Regions from separate parts of the Homo sapiens genome. Here region 1 is linked to region 2. Evidence: chromatin contacts called from ENCODE Hi-C data. All regions are on one chromosome and are shown on one strand. The core of a region is the stretch at or near the end of the contact, and the rest is flanking DNA. Distances in the headings are between cores, read along the strand shown.

Evidence for each region. Hi-C counts contacts between places; a loop is a spot of excess contacts on that map. Pooled maps may share reads with other maps.
Region 1: a loop to region 2 is called in a pooled map, with 2.7 times the contacts of the local background. The contact joins two enhancer-like sites. A Hi-C loop is called at or near these places in 4 of 168 maps with a recorded cell type or tissue (CD4-positive, alpha-beta T cell, GM12878 and transverse colon), 25 of 37 single-sample maps with no recorded cell type and 22 of 50 pooled maps.

The regions. Positions count from the first base shown.
Region 1 is chr18:58,767,001-58,773,574 of GRCh38, reverse strand. The region is part of intron 1 of LOC105372146 (a long non-coding RNA gene); the gene reads left to right. Among named protein-coding and RNA genes, the nearest start is that of LINC01926, 44 kb to the left of the region's middle. RefSeq lists an enhancer at 4,654-4,803 and a silencer at 4,884-5,033. Within about 2 kb of position 4,979, at least 6 of the 41 ENCODE cell types and tissues checked have a DNase peak (open chromatin) inside an H3K27ac peak, as active enhancers do.
Region 2 is chr18:58,175,784-58,181,801 of GRCh38, reverse strand. The region is part of intron 2 of NEDD4L (NEDD4 like E3 ubiquitin protein ligase); the gene reads right to left. Among named protein-coding and RNA genes, the nearest start is that of NEDD4L, 130 kb to the right of the region's middle. Within about 2 kb of position 4,455, at least 7 of the 41 ENCODE cell types and tissues checked have a DNase peak (open chromatin) inside an H3K27ac peak, as active enhancers do.

The DNA of each region.
Region 1 (6,574 bases), core at 3,730-6,229, 590 kb before region 2:
ACAGTTAGCCCCCTTTGACCGAAACTAGGTGGTTGGCACAAGAGTAGGCTACAGTCTGTTGACACCTCCATTTAGGTTATAGTTCATTATGTACAGAGAAACCTGTAGGCTGAACTTAAATATGTAAGGAGGCAGATTTAGGCTAAACTTGATTTAACAGTTCCCCACTTTTGATCATCCTCTTGATTTTGAGAGATTGACCGAAACCTCCAGCATTGGTATCACTATCTTAAGTGTTCTTATTCTGTCTTGTAACCCACTGGGAAATAGCAGAATAGTGGGTTTTGTAAGGTGAGAACAAGGACAAGATAAGAGTTCTTGGGCCGGGCGCAGTGGCTCATGCCTGTAATCCCAGCACTGTGGGAGGCTGAGGTGGGTGGATCACAAGGTCAGGAGATCGAGACTGTCCTGGCCAATGTGGTGAAACCTCATCTCTACTAAAAATACAAAAATTAGCTGGGTGTGGTGGCACATGCCTATAATCCTAGCTACTCGGGAGGCTGAGGCAGGAGAATCGCTTGAACCAGGGAGTCGGAGCTTGCAGTGAGCCAAGATGGCGCCACTGCACTCCAGCCTGGCGACAGAGCGAGACTCCATCTCAAAAAAAAAAAAAAAAAAAAAAAAAAAAAAAAAAATTCTCAGCAGAGGCAGCTGCTTCAGAATGCCTCCGAGTTTCCAACATCCCAGAATCGGCACCACTGGAAAGGAGTGGAGTCTCTCCCTTCTGAGAGAGGAGGTGGCATCCACGTGTCCCAGAACCTCTGAGATGGTGCTGATTGCAAATCTTCTGTCCTGTTGTTAGCTCTTGTGGTAGATTCTAGAACCAGATCTGACCCAAGGACACTGAGCAGCTGGACTCTTCCTCCTCACAGCATGAATTGTTGGATTTATTGCTGCCCCCTCTCCTAATATTGTGGCTGTGAAGTCCCCAGTGGGAGACTCTTTACAGAAACCGTGGAAGGGGAAAGGTGGCCTCTTGGGTCACCACTGAGATTGTCACATCGCCTATCACAACCTCAGCATCCCACTGGTCAGTTCCCCTTTCCCTTCGAAGGGGTTTGCTACATCTCTACAAAGTGTCAGATGGCCCCAGGTTTAGGATAAGCACATGTTCCCTCTTCAAAGTGTTTATCTTTAACAGAATTCTTTCAATCTCCTTGATTGTATCAGGGCAAAAAAATCTTATTGAGGGATGTATTAGGAATCTGTTAGGTTGCAAAATCCAAAAAACTCGACTTCTGCCAAGTTAAACAGGGCAAGGTTTCTCAACCTCAGAGTTATTGTCGTTTTGGGTTGATGCTCTGTGTTATGGGGGGCTGTCCTGTGTATTGGAGGATGCTTTGCAGAATCCCTGGCTTCTACCCATTACCTTAGTGATTCTCAAACAGGGGCAATTGTGTTCCCCCAGGGAGCGTTTGGCAATGTCTGGAGATATTTTTGGCTGTCACAACTGGAGGTGAGGGGTGGAAGTTGGTGTTACTAGCAGCTAGGGGGCAGAGGCCAGGGATACTGCTAAAATATCCCGCGATTCTCAGGAGAGCTCCCAGCAACAAGAAATTATCGGGCCTCCGGATGCCAGTCATGCCAACGTAGAAAAACCGGGTCTGAGGGAATGGAAATGGACATTGACGTTGATCCAATAGGATGCGAGGAGAAAACCCCCAGAAGAGTGACACCCCCCCAAACACAGAATTCATATCCTATTCCCTCTGCAAAATCTGACCCATTGCTGAGAAAGCCAAAAATAGTTGGTTTTAACTGATGAGTGCTGGGATAAGATTCCTCACTGGCCTACTCCCTGAAAAAAGGGATTGCATTTTTTTTTTTGAGATCAAGTCTCACTCTGTCACCCAGGTTGGAATGCAGTGGTGCAATCTCGGCTCACTGCAACCTCCACTTCCTGGGTTCAAGTGATTCTTTGTGCCTCAGCCTCCTGAGTAGCTAGGATTACAGGTGCACGCCACCATGCCTGGCTAATTTTTTGTATTTTTAGTAGAGAGGGGGTTTCACCATGTCAGTCAGAACTCCTGACCTCCAGTGATCTGCCCACCTCAGCCTCCCAAAGTGCTGGGATTACAGGTGTGAGCCACCGCACCCGGCTGGGACTGCGAAACTTCTAAAAGCCACCAAATGCAGCTGCACTGGGCCATGTGAACCTTGACAATATTCTGAAAAATGAAACAGATCCTGAAAGAACCAGATACAAACACAGCCCACCTGAGCAGCAGGCAGGGCGGCCTCTGTGTTCTTTCTTCCTTATTATCCAACATCTGTTGAAATGCTTCGGCCTCAAAGTGCAATCAAATATCACCAACTTGTATATACAAATGAAAATAATGAACAGATAACAAAGGGAAAAAGGAAAGTGTATAAGCATAAATGCCTCAGCTGCAAATTGATCCAGTGCTGGGCATGAAAGACTATATTTTTTGTTCTCTGATAAGTATAGCTAAGTGATGATAAATAAATAGAAGTGGGTTGTCACCAATTAGCATGGCTACTTGTTTCCTTCTCACGCTGCTTCCCCAGTGAAAATGCAGTAGGTATAGGTTGAGGGAGAAGGTCAGCTATGGAGTGAAAGAAAGGAGAGGTTAAAGTCATGGTGTGCACAGCTGCTGGGTGCACCTGAAATAACATTGTTTTCAAAACTTTTTCTTTTCTACCTACCACTAGCTTGAAATATAAGAGCTCATATGCTTCTTTAAAATCCAAGTACAGGAAAAAGGAAAACCAGACCACACTTCCGGTTCTACTTTTGCTCTCTGCTCTTCTGGTGTTATCAAGAGATAACACCACCTCCCTGGGCTGTCCTCTCTCTGGCCATGTGCTCTCAGGCTCAAGTCCCTTAAAGAGCTGGACAGCAAAGTCAAGGATGAAGGAGAAGGGACAGGCAAAGGAAGGTCTTCCATAGGCAGCACATCCCAAGACATGTGTGTATGAAAACATTCTGGATTTTCTCAAGTCCTTTGGCAACATTAAATTTTTTGTGTGTGTGTACTAAGGCTGAAACAGAAGGACTGGTGGAAAGAGGATTGTTGGTGAATGCACGTAGACAGCCTGTGGTTGCATTGATAAGCCTTGTTAAAGTATTCATGTGAAATTTTACTGTCAAAATGGAGAGATTTAGGGCAATTCTAGGTCCCCAAGACCAGTGACTCTGACATTATTCAAAGTTGACGGACTGGGCTAGGTGCAGTGACTCCCACCTGTAATCCTAGCACTTTGGGAGGTCGAGGCAGGAGGATTGCTTGAAGCCAGGATTTTGAGACCAGCCTGGGCAACATGGCAAAACCCTGTCTCTACAAAAAATGTTAAAATTAGCTAGAGCATGGTGGCATGCACCTGTAGTCCCAGCTACTCTGGAGGCTGAGGTGGGAGGATGGCTTGACCCTGGGAGTTTGAGGCTGCAGTGAGCCATGATTGCACCACTGTGCTCCAGCCTGGGTGACAGTGTGAGACCCCATCTCAAACCAAAACCAAGAAAAAAATTAGCAGACTCACCCTTCCACAAGCTTCTGAGCCTCCCAGAGTGGGAACTGGCTCAGTCTATACAGCTCCCAGCACAGCATCAGGCAAGGGTGCCATCATAAGCCATGTTATTGGAGCCAGTCTGCCTGGGTCCAAATCCAGGCCCCACCATTTACTTCCCCTGTGACCTTGAGCAAGCCAGCTAGCCCTCAGGGCTTTGATTTTCTCCTCTGTAAAACAGGGATAATAGCAGCATTTCCACTGCAAAGACCTGAATGAGTAAAATGGTTAGCACTGTGCCAGGCTCATAGCGCTCTGTAAGTATTAGCTGTTATAATTATTAGGGGTTCAAGTTCTGTCTTGCTCAGCTTTCCAGCTCATTGAAGGCTAAAGACCCAGTGCATTAATTGCTCAAAAATTTGTCGTAATTGCTTGGAACTTTTCATTTACATCCTGCAAAGATTATTTCTGCCATAACATTGCAAAGTTTTCAAATAGCCTTGTTCCCGTTTCTGAATATGGGCAGGGATCCCTTTGGGGTGCTCACTGACCACTCCCAGATGAGCCATGGGTTCTGTCTGGGCTGTGTATGGGGAGGGCGTGGAGGGTGGCATGACGGATGTACAGAGTGGAAGCCCTCAGGACAGAGGTGCCCTGGAAAGTTCGTAAGGCACAGCGGCTGCAAAACCTCTCACGCCCACCTTAGAATTCCCAATGTACTTTCCTCAGTCTCCAGGTCTGTCTTTTCCTTATAGTGTTTCTCAGTGTCTCATTCTGTACGTGAGAAATCCCAGTAAAAATCGAGAGTGGGAACAATGCAAAATAGAACTGTATACTTAAAAATGGTTAACATGGCAAATGTTATGTTTTACAAGAATTAAAAATAATAGTTAAAAAAGCCGCAATTATAAAAACAAAAAACTAGAGTAGGAGGGACCTAGGGACCTCTATTCATGATTTGACATCCAGTTTGGAGAGGCCAGAGTCAGGGAAGCTCCCTGCCAGGATTTCAGTCCTTTTTGTTTTTCCCTGCTGGGTGGGTAGTTTTCAAAACTCCGCTAGAATCTAAACGCTTTTGCTTCCGTGCCCTGCCCCCTGCCCCAGGGGCCCCAGATGGGTATCTGGTTGACTGTTCTCAAGGCAGGGGCCTCCCTCCCAGGAGATTCGGTGGAGCTTTTTGATATTTCTCTGCCCTTTGGCAGCATCACAGGCATGGGCATGGGAGAGGAGGGAGCCGGCCACTTGTCCTGGCCTGTTGATGCATGCCCGAGTCTGGCTGTCATCCCAGCCGCGCTGGCTGCTGTCCCTCGGTCTTCCTGAGGGCCCCCAGGCCTTCTAGGTATTGTATTGAGCCACGAGCTGGACGGGGAGGACCTGGATGTGCGTGGGAGCTCGCGGGTGGGTGAGAGCGCACCACTGCTCCGTGCGCTGCGCAGCTGCAGGGCCCCGGGCAGGTGCAGACGGCGCTCAGACCGGGACGAACGCAAGCCTGTGCTGCCCTCTGCTGGGTACCCAGCTCCCGGCCGGCCCCGAGCTCAGAAGGCGAAGGGAGACCCAAGGCCAGGCTGGGGCCCACGAAGCCGGGCTCCTCTAAGGGGTGCACCCAGCTCCCAAGGCCCCCGGGCGGACTTCGAGCAGTCCCCGCGCGGGGGCCCCAGGGTTTCTCGCTGGGCCCATCATGCCCTCTGGGCTAGGTGGCCAGGACTGTGCTCTCTTGCCTAGGGACCGGGTGAGCTCGAACTGTCCCCATGGGGCGGCTGCGGCTCCTGCAGGCTGTGCCGTCCTGGGCTCCTTTTCCGACATTGCCACCTGCCCCATTTCCTTTCCAAAGCAGAGGTGTAGGCGCCTGCCCACTATCAGTCCCTCTTTGTTGCAAGAGGCTCTGAAGGGCCCTCCCGCCTCCAGACCATTCATTCCCGTCTGACTCTGCAGCCAGACAGATCTTTCCAGAACATTAATCTGATTCTGTCATGCCCTGGCCTGACCTCCTTCAAAGTCTGCCAATTGCCAAGAGGGTCATTACAAAACTCAGCATGAAATACAAAGGACTTCAGATCTGGTTCCTGCTTCTCTTCCACCTTTTAACCCCCAGCATTATGGTCTCTTATGTCTGTCATCTTCCTGTCGAGACCAGAGGCCTTGCGCTCTGGAGCCACACAGCCGGAGTCCTTTCCCAGCTCTACTATTTGCTAGCTGTCTGACCTTGGCCGAGTTTCCTCTCTCTCTCTCTCTCTCTTTTTTTTTTTTTTTAAGATGGAGTCTTGCTCTGTCGCCCAGGCTGGAGTACAGTGGTGCGATCTCTGCTGGTTGTAACCTCCGCCTCCCAGGTTCAAGCAGTTCTCCTGCCTCAGCCTCCCAAGTAGCTGGGATTACAGCTGCACACTACCACGCCTGGCTAATTTTTTTGTATTTTTAGTAGAGATGGGGTTTCACCATGTTGGCCAGACTGGTCTTGAACTCTTGACCTCAGATGATCTGCCTGTCTTGGCCTCTCACAGTGCTGGGATTACAGGCGTGAGCCACCTCGCCAAGCCCCAGAGTTTCCTCTCTTGCCTCAATTTTTCATCTATAAACTGGGGATGATAACAGTAATATGCTTCATAGGGTTGTTGTTAATATTATTTGTATATAGAATATATAAATATATGCAAAGCACTTAGAATAGTATCTGGCACATAGTAGGCACTTTATAAGTGTTAGTCAAGATTATTCACTGAAAATGTGGGGTATCTCAGTATGTTGCCCAGGCTGGAGTGCAGTGGCTGTTCACAGGAGTGGTCATGGCTCACTGCAGCCTCGAACTCCTGGCCTCAAGGGATCCTCCTGCCTCAGCCTCCCTAGTAGCTGGGACTACAGGCACGTGCCACTGTACTCACTGCAACGTCTTCCCTTTGACTTCAACTTCTCCTGTTCATCTGATGACTTGAATAGCCATTTGAGCAACCTATCCAGCAACCTCAGATCAGTTCCTCGATCTGAATCCCAGTGACCTTCACTTCCAATTTACTCAATCCACCCCCACTCATGACCACCCCAGAACTGGCCAGCACTTACACTAGCAGAAGTGTTTTCGAAATCTTACACTTCAGTATTCCACCTTCTGACA
Region 2 (6,018 bases), core at 3,206-5,705:
AAATACAAATACTTTTGAGATGAACCTTAGCTGTTACCATAAACAGCATGGATATAGGCAACTATTTATATAACAATATTTTTCTATATGAGGAATTCCTTTCTTAGGCCACGACAGGAGGATCGCTTGAGGCCTTCAGGAGTTCAAGACCAGCCTGGGCAATATAGCGAGATCCCTGTATCTACAGAAAAATTGAAAAAAAAAATTAGCTGGGCATGGTTGCATGCACCATGGTCTAGCTATTTGGGAGTCTAACGTGGGAAGGTTGCCTGAGCCCAAGAGTTCAAGGCTGTAGTGAGCTACAGCCGCACCACTGCACTCCAGTCTTGGTGACACAGAGAGGCTCTGCTAATTAATTAATCCGTAGATAGACAAATTCCTTTCTTAAAGAAACCTGGAAGAGTGTTGAAGCTCTGATTCATAAACATTTAAAACTAAAAATGAATCCTAAACATTTTATCTCTGGGACCATATGAAATGAATACAGTACTCTTCATTTGAAGAATTTAATTTTTTCCCACTATTGGTTAATTATTCCTTTTTAGTGACTGGCATTTTATTTGGATAATTCTACAAGTTTAAGAAATTCTCTAACAGAAAAGAAAGAAATAAAGGGGAAATAAAGTTTAAGACTATGTATTATCTACTTTAAAACTAGCTATGTAAAAAGTAGAAATTACTTAAATAAAATCATTCTCTCCTCTGCATAAGTGTCACTATTCGAGAATGGCTTAAATACCTGCTGAAACACACAAAATGTGAATTAACGATGTCCTCTGAAAAAGAACTCCAATCGACTATTCGATTTGTGTTATCATTTTATTTGGCTAGAACAAAAATGCACCTGACAATATGGCCACCAGAGGGTGCTGTAACCCCCCCAATACACCTCGATAGACCAGAGAAGGAATAGACAGTTAAGAGGTCTTCAGGTGACAGAGGCTGTACACCTGCCTTCTAATGAACTTACATGGGCAGAGCCCCTCTGCAGGAGGCTTTCCTTAAACATAAAGGCATCAGTGCTAACTTTAATGTAGGGAGGACAGAAAAGCAATGTGATGGGCACTCACAGAGGACTTTTATATTATTAAAATTCAGAACCTGCATGTTTTAAAGAATGTCCTAAACCTACAGAATAAAATAAATGAGAAAATTAATGAAATGCAAGGGTAATGAAAATATGGACCTGAATAAGTCACCTGGAGAACAAGCACGAAAGGAGGAGAGATTCAGCCAAGGGGTGGGGAGGCAGAGCCAAGGAGGGGCAGAAGAACGGGCGCTGGAGTCGGCCAAGCACAGAAAGGGGGTAGGGAGCTGTCCTCAGCTCAACGCCCCTGGGCCGATGTGGGACTAGAGCAGGATGTGCAGGACTCGGTGCTGGCCCTTGCGGCGCTGAAGGCCTATCAGGGAGAATCTTAGCGCCATGTGCTAAGTGCCACCACAGAGACCTGCACAGGGCCAGGCACAGAGCCAAGGACTGTGCACCCGGGTCACACAGACAGATCAGCAGCACTGGCCTGAGAAAGGAGAGAGCAAGGCACTTGTGCAAAGAGGGAGAAGGGGGTGGTTCTGGGCACCGGCAAGGCACAGAGGAGGAAGAGCGCACCGCGGCTCGGAGAGGGATGCGTTGCAGGGCGTCACAAAGACCTCTGTGCCCCCGTTCACCCAGGGCAATGCACAGTCACCGAAGTGTTTGCCCAGGCAGGAACATGGTCTGTCTGTGTCTTAGAGATAGAATTCTATACCTAGGTGGAGGAATAGAGAGAATAGGGCAGATATGGACGCTGCTTGAGGAGTCCTCTACACCAACGGTCCCCAACTTTTTTGGCACCAGGGACTGGTTTTGTGGAAGACAATTTTTCTCCAGGCTGGTTTGGGGGTTGGAGGAGTGGGGTGGATGGTTTGGAGATGATTCAAGGGCATTACATTTATGGTGCACTTTATTTCTATTATTATTACATTGTAATAGATGATGAAATAATTATACAACTCTTCATAATATAGAATCAGTAGGAGCCCCGAGCTTGTTTTCCTGCAACTAGATGGTCCCATCTAGGGGTGATGGGGGACAGTGACGGATCATCAGGCGTTAGATTCTCATAAGGAGTGTGCAACCTAGATCCCTCACATGCAAAGTTCCACAATAGGGTTCATGGTCCTATGAGAATCTAATGCTGGTGGCTGATCCGAGAGGCAGCGGAGCTCAGGCAGCAATGCGAATGATGGGGAGCAGCTGTAAATAGAGGAAGTTTTGCCCGCCTACCCATGGCTCACCTCCTGCTGTGCGGCCCACTTCCTAACACGCCACAGGAGTTGGAGACCCCTGCTCTACACAAACACTGAAAGCCAGACACAGCAGCCGGAAGGATGAGAGAGTAAAGGACGACTCTTTGGTCCCTAGCTTGGATGACTGTACAGATGGCGAGGCCATCACGGAGACAGATGATTCCAGAGAAAGAACAGTTTCTGATATTTTGACATTCCAGGCCAAGAAACTATGTAAGGACAAACAAAAGATCCTGAATTATACGGCCCCACTAGTGGGTGAAGTCTCACTTCAAGAACATGATGGCTTGACTACATATGCAATAATAAGAGAAGATGAAATCACACTCCAGAGAGCCAGTACACCACCGTGGAAGAAAGATATTTGAAAATTTCTCTTTTGTTTTCCAGATTTGCTAAATAATGTTTAAAATCACCTAACCAAGTTAAAATCCCTGTTCTCAATGAACTCGCACGTGATTCAAGTCAGTGTCAGAGAGAGTGTTTTAATATACAACCAATACTATCATTTTCCTACTAGGAAAAAAAACAAAACTGCGATAAAGCTGTAAGACTAGCCTAGTTTGATTTTTCTACCAGCCACTCCCAAACTTGAAACGCAGTATTTCTTCCACATGTTTCTCTACTTTCCTACCATGAACGCCTAGTTTTAAGCATCTAAAAGTCACAGAAGCTTAAAACAATGATCAATCAGTTCTTCAATAGGAGACACACAATAACATGCCTATAACAATGACGGATAAAAATGCGAACAACCCTTGAAGTGTATTTACTACACATTCCTATGCCAGAAGGAACGTTAGCACACATTCATTAAGAATCCAGGCATATTTTCTATCCCTTGTGTTGATATTATACAGTAGGAATGCCAATCCTTTTAATAATTTACGGAGGAGTTACACATTGCAGATTCCTTATTAAACATTACTTACACTAAGGTCATAAGTCCAACGAATATTCCGTAGCGAAAGTGGGCAATATTTTAATTGCAATACACTCATCTAAATTATGTCTGCATCTGTTTGTATGCATTTAATTCATCATTATTTTTCATGCATTTATTAACACAAAGCAGTGAGAGCGTTTTCTCTAAGGCAAAAACATTTCACAATTGCATTCATTTTTAGACCTTAAAATTTACAGTGGATATCCAAAAGCTTCATACGCTGTATTTTAAGCATGTTACCCTTGAATGGAAAAGAAAATAAATAAAAAGCTACTGCACTATCTAGGAACCCCATTCCCTGGCCCAGAAAGTCAATGCTAGCAGAATTAGTCTGTCATTGACCGACCAGCAGCAATATGAAAGAGTTTAATCTGGAAACCATGACAAAATAACACTGACACTCCCAGTTCTAAATATATATGTTGTAGAAAATCAATGGCTTATAACATCAGAGGTTGGCAGACTGCAGCCCGTGGACCATCAGCTCACACACATGCCCCTTTGTTTATGTATTGCCCAAGGCTGCTTTAGTGCTATGTCAGAGACCATCAGTCCTGCAAAGCCTCAACTACTTAGTATCTGGCTTTTTACAGGAAAATAAATAAAAAAGCTTGTTAGGCCCTGATTTAGATAACTACCTATAGCATGTAGGAAAGGTTTTATTTACCATTTAAGAATTTGCCAGTTCACTTAACTTATAAATAACCTTTAAAATCTTAGCTTCCAGGCTTCTCCCCCAAATAGAATTATTCAATAATTTTATAAAGTCGATGACAATGTTTCTTAGCAAATGAAGTAATACAACATTGGCAATACATATCTGAGAAAGACAACATTCTGGAGTTCCAAAGATGTTTCCCAAATGGATTCAAGATTGTGCGTTTTTAAAAGCATGACTTTTGGGTAGAAGGGACATTGTTACCTTCAATAACACAGATGCATAGGAGGCCCCAAGATCACCAGCCTCACGGCCTCCCCAAAGCTGCACCCACTGAGGATGGGGTGGAGAGCCAGTCCTGTCTACAATGGGGAGAACCATTAAAAAGGTTCAGAGAAACGAGTCCCTTCCTCCTGGGGTGGGGACGCCGGCAGCCACGCTCCAGCATCCTAATGCACACCTCTCCCTACACAGCACCTTCTGGCTGTGTTCCTGAAGGCTTGGTTGGTAGTTCAATTTTTGTTAAATAAATATTTTCCTCATTGTCTTACACATTCAGAACTGCTTTCATTTCTGACTCATCTCAAGTTGGCAACCTTCCCTTCCTCATACTTGAGCTTCTTACACTCTTTCTACCCTTCCTCCCCGCAAGAAAAGGAAAACAGAGGAAGACAGTGAGACAAACAGAATGCACTAAGACAAAGACTCCAGATTCAGGGCACGGGCGTGGGGGCACAGGCAAAGACAGCGGAAGATAAAGGAGAGGAAGGAATGAGGAGGGGCCGGCGGCTCAGGGAGAGGTGCAGGAAGGGGCCAGGGGCTCAGGACACAATGTCAGGCAGGGGATCCAAACTTCACCAGCCCTAGGACTGGCCTCATACTTTTGGCCCTATTGGTGCCTTTGTATCTATGTCAAAATGCGACCCCAGCACTCCTCAGCAGCTTTTTAATTTAATTTTCTAGGCTGCACTCTGACCAGATTAACAAAATTTGTCAAACATCTATGTGTCAGACACCTTCCGCTTCCTAAAAAACACATCAGATTCTCTGCCCTACAGACTCAGTGACCCCAGCATCATTCTAGACTGAAGAAAACGAGGGCAAGAAGTCTTGTAGTTTTCCTTCCACTCTGTCAAAACATTTGGTAAAGCAGAGGTGTCTTTGGTAACAGCAAATATCCATGCATCAGGAGTCAGGGCAACGTGAACAAGGTTCCACAGTAGGGACTCTCACTAATCTCACAACATCAGGGAATGGTACAGAAAAGTGACCTGTCTGGCTGGACACAGTGGTTTGCACCTGTAATTCCAGCACTTTGAGAGGCCAAGGCGGGAGGGTCACTTGAGGTCAGGAGTTTGAGACCCACCTGGGCAACACAGCAAGACAACACCTCTATAAAAATTTTTAAAAATTAGCTGGGCATGGTAGTGTGCCTGTACTCCCAGCTACTGGGGAGGCTGAGGCAGGAGGACTGCTTGAGCTCAGGAGTTTGAGGTTACAGTGAGCTATGATTGCACCCCTGCACTCTAACCTGTGCAACAGAGCAAGACTCCTGTCTCTTTTTAAAAAGGGTGAGGAAGAAAGAGATGAGGGGGGAAATGAAGCAAGGAAGGAAGGAGGAGGAGGAGAGAGAGAGGACGACAGAGTGAATGAGGGAGGCAGGAGAGAGGGACAGGGACAGAGAGGAAGAGGGAGGGAGACAGGGGGAGAGTGAGAGAGAGAAAGAAAGCAGTCTAGTTTGCTCTTTTATTTACCAAAACTGGAGTGGGAGAGAGAAAAAAGCTTATGTGGAAATGTTTGTAAACTGATCATATATTCCCTGCATGCTCACTTAGTGTATACTGAACATGGCACAGTCTTTGCTCAGTGATTCCGGATCATTAGGAAGATCCATTATTGTGGCGATGGCTATATTGCACAGCAAGCCTCCCGCAGGATGGAGATTTGCCAGCTCTGTGCATTTACCCATCTGCCATTTCCAATGCTTCCCTCTGGGAAACCTGGTCGGCTGGGTGGTGTGGAGGCTAGGATTGACATATTTTTAAAGGACGTTGCATGCATTCATATACTTAAAGACTAGGAGGTAAACACAAAAATGTAAATAGTTGTGTGGTTGTTAGGGAGTAAA